2 separate regions of the Homo sapiens genome follow, and region 1 is linked to region 2. The links are chromatin loops, found by intact Hi-C in ENCODE. Cell type or tissue: PC-9. All regions are shown on one strand. Each heading gives the region's core, and the rest is flanking DNA. Links, peaks and the distances in the headings are about the cores only.

The links. Peaks named below come from ENCODE experiments on the same cell type or tissue, not always from the same donor. Only the 100,000 strongest peaks of a DNase experiment are listed, where the experiment ranks them.
Region 1: a loop joins it to region 2, with 2.6 times the contacts of the local background. A loop is called at or near these places in 1 of 110 quality-filtered maps.

What each region holds. Positions count from the first base shown.
Region 1 is chr7:19,913,025-19,918,412 of GRCh38, forward strand. No RefSeq gene overlaps it. Among named protein-coding and RNA genes, the nearest start is that of TMEM196, 140 kb to the left of the region's middle. In PC-9, for the core only: no CTCF peak of the experiment used is centred there; a DNase peak (open chromatin) is centred at 3,137; H3K27ac peaks cover 1,198 bases.
Region 2 is chr7:19,751,996-19,757,383 of GRCh38, forward strand. All of the region lies in intron 1 of TMEM196 (transmembrane protein 196), which reads right to left. The region is part of intron 1 of LOC107986774 (a long non-coding RNA gene); the gene reads left to right. Among named protein-coding and RNA genes, the nearest start is that of TMEM196, 19 kb to the right of the region's middle. In PC-9, for the core only: CTCF peaks have their summits at 1,148, 2,733 (motif pointing right) and 2,943; a DNase peak (open chromatin) is centred at 2,686.

The DNA of each region.
Region 1 (5,388 bases), core at 66-5,065, 160 kb after region 2:
CTCAGTTCATATAAAAGTTATGTTTACCCTATACAATAGTATATTAAATGTACAATAGCATTATGTTTAAAAAATCAATGTGCATACCTTAATTAAAAAATACTTTACTGCTAAAAATGCTAACAATCATCTCAGCCTTCAACAAGCCATAATCTTTTTCCTGGTTGAGTGTCTTGCCTCTGTGTTGATGACTGCTGACTGATTATGGTTGTGGTTGCTGAAGGCCAAGGTGGCAGTGGCAATTTCTTAAAATAAGACAGCATTGAAGTTTGCCATATCGATTGGCTTTTCCTATCACAAAAGAGCATGAAATCTTGTTTTATAGCATTTGATCCACAGAATAACTTTCAAAATTGGAGTCAGTCCTCTTAAACCCTGCTGTTTCTATATCAACTAAGTTTATGTAATATTCTAAATCATTTGTTGCCATTTCAACAATGTTCACAATATCTTCAGCAGTTCTTTTGCTATTCCTATCCCATAATCGGTGACTTCCTCCATTGAATTCCTGACCCCCTCAAAGTCATCCATGAGGGATGGAATGAACTTCTTCCAAATTCTTGTTAATATTGACATGTTGACCTTCTTCTACAAATCATGAATGTTCTTAAAGACGTTTAGAATGGTGAATCATTTCTAGGTTTTCAGTTTACTTTGCAAAGATTCATATGAAGAATTACTATCTATAGCAGCAATAGCTTTACAAAATGTATTTCTTAAATAATCTGACTTGGAAGTCAAATGATTTCTTGATCCATGGGCCATAGAATGAATGTTGTGTTAGCACACATGAAAACAACATTAATATTTTTGCATAACTCTATTACGGCTCTTGAGTGACCAGGTACACTGTCAAGGAGCAGTAATATTTTATTTTATTTTATTTATTTCCTTTGAGATGGAGTCTCACTCTGTCACCCTGGCTGGAGTGCAGTGGCACAATCGCGGCTCTCTGCAACTTCTACCTCCCCAGTTCCAGTGATTCTCCTGCCCCAGCCTCCTGAGTAGCTGGGATTACAGGCATCTGCCACCATGCCCAGCTAATTTTTGTATTTTTGGTAGAGACAGGGTTATGCCCTGTTGGCCAGGCTCTTCTCTAACTCCTGACCTCAGGTGATCAACCCACTACAGCCTCCTAAAGTGCTGTGGTTACAGGTGTGAGCCGCAGTGCCTGGCCAGGGACCAGTCATATTTTGAAAGAAATATTTTTTCTAAGCAGTAAGTCTCAATATGGTCTTAAAAAGATTCAGGAAACCATTCTGTAAACAGATGTACTGTCATCAGGACTTTGTAGTTTTGTTTATAGATTACAGGCAAAATAGGTTTAGCATAATTCTTAAGAGCCCTGGGATTTTTGAAATGGCAAATTAACATTGGTTTCAACTTAAATTCACCAGCTGCATTAGCCCTTAACAAGAGAGTCAGCCTATCCAGTAAATGCCAGGCATTTACTTCTCTTTAGCTATGAAAGTCCTAGATGGCATCGTCTTCCAATAGAAGGCTGTTTCATCTACATTGAAAATCTGTTGTTTAGTGTAGCCACCTTCATCAATTATCTTAGCTAGATCTTTTGGATAACTTGCTTCAGTTTCTCCATCAGCACTTGCTGCACCTTCCACATTTATGTTCTAGAGATGGCTTCCTTCTTTAATCCCCATAAATCAACCTGTGTAGCATCAATCTTTTCCTCTCAGCTCCCTCTTCTCTCTCAGCCTTCACAGAATTGAAGAGTTAGGGCCTTGTTCTGGATTAGACTTTGGCTTAAGGGAATGTTGTGGCTGGTTTGATCTTCTATCTATACCACTAAAACTTTCTCCATAACAGCAATAGGTTTGTTTTGCTTTCTTATTATTTGCATGTATTTACTGGAGTAGTACTTCTAATTCTCTTAAATAATTTTTTCTTTGCATTCACAACTTGGCTAACTGGTGCAAGAGGCTAAGTTTTTGACCTGTCTCAACTTTCAATGTTCTTTCCTCACTAAGCTTAATCATTTATAGCTTGTGATTAAAAGTAAGAGACATCTAACCATTTCTTTCACTTGAACAATTAAGGACCATGGCAGAGCTATTAATTGGCCTAATTTCAATATTCTTGTGTCTGAGGACATAGAAAGGCCTGAGGAGCAGGAGAGAAATGGGGGAGTGGCCATTTGGTAGAGCACTCGGAAAACACACATTCATTGATTTAGTTCATTGTCATGGTGCACTCAAACAATTACAAAAGTAACATCAAAGGTCACTGATCACAGATCACCATAATAGGTATAATAATAATAAAAATATTGTAAATAATATGAGAATTATCAAAATCTGACACAGAGACATGAAGTGAGCACATCCTGTTACAAAAAAAATGGCCCCAATAGACTTGCTTGATACAGAGTTTCCACAAACCTTCAATTGGTTAAAAACTGCAGTATCTGTGAAACACAATTAAGTTAAACAGTATAAAATGAGATATTCCTGTATTAAGTTACTAAGTGGAGGTGTTTTAAAAGATACGAGAGACAGAAGAAAAAATCTATGCCTTGTCTTCTTGTCCACAGGGATCTCAATTTAGCTGAAAACAGAGACATATATGCCTTTAAAAAATAAAAATTAAAAAAGCTCATCTTGCATGTTTTGTGCATTCTGTTTCTACCTGGAACACTCTCTCTATCCCCTTGCCTGACTCTTCCTAGCTGACTCCTTTCCTTTAAGATTCTAACTAAAGCCTGCATTTTCAAGGAGGACTTTCCTGTTCCCAGGAGACTTACCTTGGAATTTCCTTATCAATCATTTAGCAGCATTCTGCACTTTCCCTTTTATTATCACCCTTTACAGCAGTGAGTTGCTTTTTGTCTCCTTTTTTGTCTACTTCTGAATTGAGAAGAAGCCCAATAAATTGAGAAGAAGTGTCAAATCAATAAAAACCTTTGAAGAGTAATTTTAAAAGTTAAAAACTAAATGCCATTGACAGTTTAAGAAGGAAAATGGGGACTTTAGGCAGCAGAAAAAAAATTCATATAGAAAGTTAGGGTCTGATATTTTTATTGGTAATAAAAATGAAGATGAAAGGTGGAATTATGCATGGTGATAAAAACTGATTGAAAGTGTGGATTCACACTTAAGGAAAAGTAAAAATTGCCATTCATTTCTGGCCTGTGAGTCACATCTAGAATCAGCCTTGACCTGGTTGACACATTACATTCTGCACATACCTAACAGCTCTAATTAATGTGTGTGCAGATCATCAAATGAGTTGGCATTAGTAGAAAAGAACAAAACAGTTTTTTTTTTTAATGTGGAGGATAATGGTTGAGCCAGCTTTCTGTTTTATTACTGCCAAATGGCTTGATCATGGAAGCAGTGCGCATAAAAATGTCAAAGGATTATGGAAAAAGCTATTCCTTCAGTTTTTAAATGGACATAAGATACTTATGGACTTGATAACAGGAGCTATTTTTTGTTGAATTTTCAACCAATTTTATAAAGCTTTCCTCTTAAGGAAAGTTATTGGTCTCAGAACTTTTAAAATTGAAAGAAATCATCCCAGGTTGCTGAATATGACTTTCTTTTTTTAGTTTCCTCATTCAGTAGAACATATTCTTTCCCTGATATATTGTTTCAATAGAAATTTGTATTGTTTTCATTTATCAGGGAAGTATGAAAGAACTGATTATGCTGAACAGATGGCAATGCCCATTACAGAATAAGGGCCAGAACAATTTCATGCAAGTTCATATCTTTGCAATGACATTACCAGTGATTACTAAAATATAATTTTAAATTTATCCAATCATTCTGTAAGATGTACAAAATTTCTCACTTATATTTTAAATTGCTAATTATTTTGCACATTTTTATTGTCTGTTATTAGACAGAAAATCCAGAAGGATGATTGTTTTCTAATATAAGTGCAATATTGCTTAGTTATTTGAATCTTAAAATGAGTGAACATGAGACTGTTGTAAGTCTCAACAAAGACAAATAAATAAAAGGGTAATTTATTCATTTATTTATGAATAAATTGGATTTTTTAGTGATGATCTTCATCTAATAAACATAGATCCTCAAATTCATATCAATCATTGCTCATTGTTAACATGTAATTGGGGGATTCATAATTATTTTTCTAAGGTCTAGGTAAAAAGATTGTAGGGTCTGTTAATAATTTATTTCATCACGGGTTCTGCATGGTATTCTTTTCCTAAGCCAAGACTGAAGAAGATGGAAGAAACAGCTGCAGTTTTAATACTGTATTTCTACTACTTTCAAAAGGTAACAAAGGCCTATTTGTTAGATAAAAGCTGAGATGTTGGCACTTCCAGTCATACTATCAGTCAATGTGCCTATTTAACAACTTTCTCCATGGCCAGATAGTTTGTTAAAATGAAACTATGATTAATCTGTTTCTCTTTTTTATTAATAGGTAAACATCTTAGAAGAGTACACTTCATTCTTTAGTCCAGCACCACATAGCTTTGGTCCCTTCCATGGTTCCAAATTAGTCTTTTTTTTTTTTTTTTTTGAGAAGGAGTCTTGCTCTGTCACCCAGGCTGGAGTGCAGAGGCACGATCTCAGCTCACTGCATCCTTCGCCTCCTGGGTTCATGCGATTCTCCTGCCTCAGCCTCCTGAGTAGCTGGGATTACAGGCGTGTGCCACCATGCCTGGCTAATTTTTGTATTTTTAGTAGAGATGGCATTTCACAATGTTGGGCAGGCTGTTCTCAAACTCCCAATCTCAGGTGATCTGCCTGCCTTGGCCTCCTAAAGTGCTGGGATTACGGGCATGAGCCACCACGCCCTGCCCCAAATTAGTTTTTACTGTGATCATTAATGACCAAAAATCCAAAGGTAATTTCCCATCCAGTGGCGTAAAACTTTATCTCATGTACTTCTGTGACTTGAATTATCAATTATAGTCTAACAGCTCGCTCCCAGATCTATAACTCCAGACCAGATATTCCACCTGAGGTTCTGATTCATATGTCCAAATGCCTATCGGGCAACTCAATTTGGATCCCTATAGAAAATGTAAGCCCCACAAGTCCAAAACCACTTAGTTCCTTTATCTGTAAAATTGGATGGTAAAAGTTCCTAATTCATAGAGACAGTAGTGAGAATTAAATAACAATCCCTACCATATATAAAGCAGTCAGTAATATTAGTTATTATTATTATTATTGTTATCAGTGTCCATATTATTATTCCTAGTTGATGACTTGATTCCAATTCATACCTCGTCCCTTGGACATCTCATTTTCTCAGTGGGTTCTCTTCAGTCTCCTTGCTCTTAATCCTCCAGGCTAAGCAGTGTCTTAAATGTGAAGTCTTTAAATCATATTCTAAGCCAGTATGATATAATCAATATTAAAACAGCATCTCTGACAAGGCAGTCACTTC
Region 2 (5,388 bases), core at 116-5,115:
GTATTAATTTCTATTTACTCCAAAGGAAGTCTTCGAAATGCTACCAATCATACTTGTTTCTGAATGTCATGTTTTAAAGCATAATGTTATATTCAGATTGTGTCGATGCTCCAAGAAACTAAAGAATAACATAAGATGTTGGTCATCATAAAAGCTTATGTCTAGTTTTGGCTCAGCCTACAATCATTTTGCAATTCAGTGTGCATGTAGCCAGATGCACAGCAGTTAATGAAAGAGATCTAGACTTACATTGTCAGCTTCAGACTCAAAACATGAATCTCAATCCTGTTTCCACTCACCACTTTTCCTGTGTCTATTACTCTTATTACTGTTCTCTCAAAACTCAAAGACACTATTGATTCCCCTCTCCTCCTACGTCATTTTCATCACATTAATTACAGTGTGCCATTACTTTTATATCCACAGTGAAATTTAGCTTTTATTCAAGGCCTCACCAGCCCTTAACAGGATTATTTAAGGGCTTTTGAGCGAGTCCCTCTGCCTTTAGTTTCTCTAATATCACTCACTCTAAGTTCATTCCTAGTATGATTTTTAGCACCTTATTAGTGCCTTATTTTCTCGTTCAATTTTTTTAATTTAATTTTATGTATTTCTTTCTTTCTTTCTTTCTTTTTTTGAGATGGAATCTCGCTCTGTCACCCAGGCTGGAGTGCAGTGGCCCGATCTTGGCTTAGTGCAACCTCCGCCTCCCAGATTCAAGCGATTCTCCTGCCTCAGCCTCCCGAGTAGCTGGGACTACAGGTGCGCACAACTACGCCTGGCTAATTTTTGTATTTTTAGTAGAGACAGGGTTTCACCATGTTGGTCAGGCTGGTCTCGAACTCCTGACCTCGTGATCCACCTGCCTCAGCCTCCCAAAGTGCTGGGATTACAAGCATGAGCCACCCGCCCGGCCTTTTTGTTCAATTTTTAAAATCAATGTCTCTCCAAATTTCTTGGCCTGGCATCAGGGCCCAAATGGATGGTTCCAAGCCAATTTGACAACTGGTCTACTGTGGATCTTCTACAGCCAAAGTGCACTTAAATTATTCTGTACACTCTCAGTTTATCCCTTTTTGCATATTCTACTTCTCTTCTTGGACAGTTTTATTCTTATTCTTACTATTCTCCAGGGTCCATCTGAAATTCTCTGCTCAGATAAAATCCCATCTTTTTCTCCTAATTCTCAGAGTACCTTTTTTATGTGGCTTATTACGTTTTGACTCATAAATATTTATATGCTTATTATCTCTGTTACTACCCCTTAAGCACTTTAAAGAGAAGTCTATTTTTTATTCTATGTTATAACCACCACCAGCACCCTACTCCCACTCAGAATAAATCAAAGAGGTACAATTTATCTAAACTCATTTTCTTACCCCTTCCCAAACCTGCCTTCATTTTTGTTTTTCTGATCTCAGCACATGTTCATTCTCTTTAACCCAGGCAGAAAGTCCGACTTAATTGCCAATCTTTTCAACCCATGTTTTTAAAAGCGTGACTCCCATGAAGTCTTGTCGAATCTGCATCTATAATTTTTCACGTAATTCCATTGCTCTTGGTGTTCCCTTCATTCTGACTCTTAATTTTAATATTAAAGGCATACACAATCCCCCTGCCTCTAATTCTTCACACTATTCCCTAGGTGATTATTCTTAAAATAAATTGATTCTAGTCTCCCTTATCCTCAAACATTTTTTGTACCTGTTCATTTCTAAAGAAGAAGGCTTCAAATCCTATAGTCTAATACTCAGGTTCCTCATAGTTGGACCAAGCCTACCTCTTCAAGCTCCCTTCTTTCTGTTCATTCTGTGCTTAGAAACCAACATTCTCTTGGCCATTCTCAAGCTCTCATAGGCCTTGCCTCCACGAGTTTGGAATATCTCTCCTCCTCTCTTTTCAAGCTCTCTCTACTTTGTTTTTCCAGGTTTGCCACCGAAGGCACATCTTTCATGAAGTCATCTATGACCCTCTTCACCTTCCTTGTGCATCCACAGGATTTGCATACACTTTATTGTGTATTGAACTATATTTATGTGGATTGAGTAGGAGGTAGTGTAGCTTAGTGATAAGGAATGACTACTCTGGAGTCATACTGACTGGGTTTGCATCATGGCTCTCCCATTTTCTGGCTGTGTGGCTTTGAGAAAGTTACTTATTTTTCCACAGTTTCCTCTTTACTGAGATGCATAACAGTGTACACTTCATAGAATAGCTGTAAATGTTAAATAAAATTGTAGGTATAAGTCACTTGGAAGAATTCAAGTGCTCGCTATCTATTATTGTTTGCAGGTATGTTTCTTCTAACAACTCTAAAGCCCTTGGATCCAGAGTCCAGTCTATTATTTATATTCAAATTCTCAGCCAAGTGCTTCATTCAAAGTTAGCCCAATAATTATTTGTCAAATTGATTCACTGGAAGCAGATGAAAAAAATCATCAGAATTTCCAAAAAGAGAATATGATTAAATGTTAATATTATAATTACAACTCTAATCAGTAGAATACAGATGGGAATCTTTTACAAGTAATCTGAAAGCTTGCAATACATCGTGAGCATTGTTTGAAGTGTGTTGTTGCCAGAGTGCAGGTTTTGATGAAATTCTTTTCTGTAGTCATGGGCTAAAAGCTTGTCAACTAACTACTCGTGGCCATGAACTATAAGAAAAAGGAAAAAGAAAAAAAAAAGTTCTGCAATTCAGAACAGAACCTCTAGGTGGCGACTCTATCTTCCTTTGTTATTTATTTACCTTAAGCAAGTCAATTAATTCTCTGGGCTTCATCTTCAAAAAGAGACAGTTGGATCACATGAAATTGTGAATCTCTCCCAGCTCTGACATTTTCTGATCACGAATCTATATAACCCTATTTTTTCCCACTCATTTTTAGCAGGCATTTCTTCGGTGTCTACCATGATGAAAATCACAGCTGATACAGCACTTATTATTTATAATGAAATGATTCTCTCCATTCTTTTTATAAGAATAAGGAGACTAATGGTAATATCACGTAACTATGGTCTTAAAGGGACAATTCATGTGAAAGTGCTCAATCTTGGGTTATGGTACATGGCAGGTGTTAATAAATGTTTATCTTCCTCCTTCCATGTGAAAAATTTCTTTTTGAACATCAGGATTCAGTGCAATTATTAACTTTATTTGTGATGCTTTCTTTAACCTTTCTACTTAGGCAAAATCTAACAAAATATTGTTTTAATGCATATTTTAACACTGATGCCCTGATCATACTTTTTGGTAATTATTAATTATATATCTGTCATTGCAAAAGGTTTTAAACTCCTCCTGGTCGACTGCTATTAAAATATATATTAAACCTTTATCACTAACATGAGACGTGCACATACAAAAATTTCAGTGAATGTTTGGTGATGAATAGATCGATGAGTGAATGAATTTCAGTTCAGTGGGAGAAGTGGGAAATAGTCTTCCCTTGCCTGGAACACTTTTGGTACTTGCCAGATTATACTATACTTGAAATCCCACTAATAAAAAGTAACAGAGAGACTTTGATTTTACTAGTAAAAAAATAAGATTGAAAGTATTGTGTCATGGGTACAAATAATTTAAGGGTTCATTTTGAGAAATGCTGTACTGTAACACCTGTTTCTGGTGTCACTACAAGGCAAATAAGCCAATTCTGCCTTTCCAGTTTATGAATATGCCAAAAAATAACACAAATTGTCTTAAAGACTTTCCTCATCTATTGTTAATGTCTTAGCAAAACAAAATGTGAGGCCAGGCGTGGTGGCTTATGCCTATATTCCAGCACTTTGGGAGGCTGAGGCAGGCAGATCACTTGCAGCCAGTAGTTTGAGACCAGCCTGGCCCACATGGCAAAACCCTGTCTCCACTAAAAATATAAAAATTAACCAGGCATGCTGGCATATGCCTGTAATCCCAGCTACTCAGGAGGCTGAGGCACAAGAATCGCTTGAACCTGGTGGGCAGAGGTTACAGTGAGTCAAGATTGTGCCACTGTACTCCAGCCTCCAGCCTGGACAGCAGAGTGAGACTCTATTTAAAAAAAAAAAAAAGCATGAAGTTTCCTGACCAGCTACTCATTTCTTTTGATCAAAAAAAAAAATGTATTCAGACAAAAGCTATGCAATAGAAATCTAATGTAAGCCACAAATGCAAACCACATATATCACTATTCTTTTTAGTAGTACATTAAAAGATCAAAAGGGGGATTTCAGCAATGTAGTTTATTTAATCTAATATATAAAAAGTATTGTCATTTTTCCATGTAATCAACATAAAACGACTTGAGACATTTTACATTCTTTTTTCCATACTCAGTCTTTGAAATCTAGTATGTATTTTTTACCTGTAGCACATCTTTGTTTTTTAAACTTTTATTTTAAAAGTTACGTGTGTAGGAGTACATCTGCAGGTTTGTTATATGGGTAAACTTGTGTCATGGTGGTTTGTGGTATAAATTATTTCCTCAACCAAGTATTAAGCCTAGATTCATTAGTTATTTTTCCTGATCCTCTCCCTCCTCCCATCGTCCACCCTCTGAAAGGCCCCAGTGTGTGTTGTTCCCGTCTATGAGTCCATATGTTCTTATCATTTAGCTCTCTTATAAGTGAGCTAATGTCTTATTAGCTCACTTTAAAAGTGAGCTCTTATTAAAAGTTCTTATTGAAAGACATTAGCTCACTTATAAGTGAGAACATGTGGTATTTGGTTTTCTGTTCCTGTGTTAGTTTGCTGAGGATAATGGCCTCTAGCTCCATCCATGTCCTGCAAAAGACCTGATCTTATTCCTTTTTATGTCTGCATAGTATCCCAGGTATATATGAACCGCATTTTCTTTATCCAGTCTATCACTGATGGGCAATTAGGTTAATTCCATGTCTTTGTTATGGTGAATAGTGTAAAGCACATCTTAATTCACACTAGCCACATCTCAAGTGCTCAATAGCCACATGTGGCTATTGGCTACTACATTTTACCATGCAAGTCTAGATGAGGCACAGTTCCAGTAATGGCTACAAGTCAAGAAAAGACAAGTTTCTTCCCAAATATCTTATCACTCAGAAAATACAATGTTTTCCTAAATTAGCTCTAAAGGCAGTTTGCTTTTTACCTGCATAAGTTTTCTGATAACCTATAGTGTAATATCCCCAAAACTTGCATCTTATATTGCAGTAGATACTTTTTTTTTTTTTTTTGAGATGAAGTCTCAGTTTGTCACCCAGGCTGGAGTGCAGTGGCGCAATCTTGGCTCACTGCAACCTCCGCCTCCAAGGTTCAAGCGATTCTCTCATCTCAGCCACCCAAGTAACTGGGACTATAGGTGCGTGTCACCACACCCAGCTTTTTTTTTTTTTTTTTTTTTTTTGTATTTTTAGTTGAGATGGGGT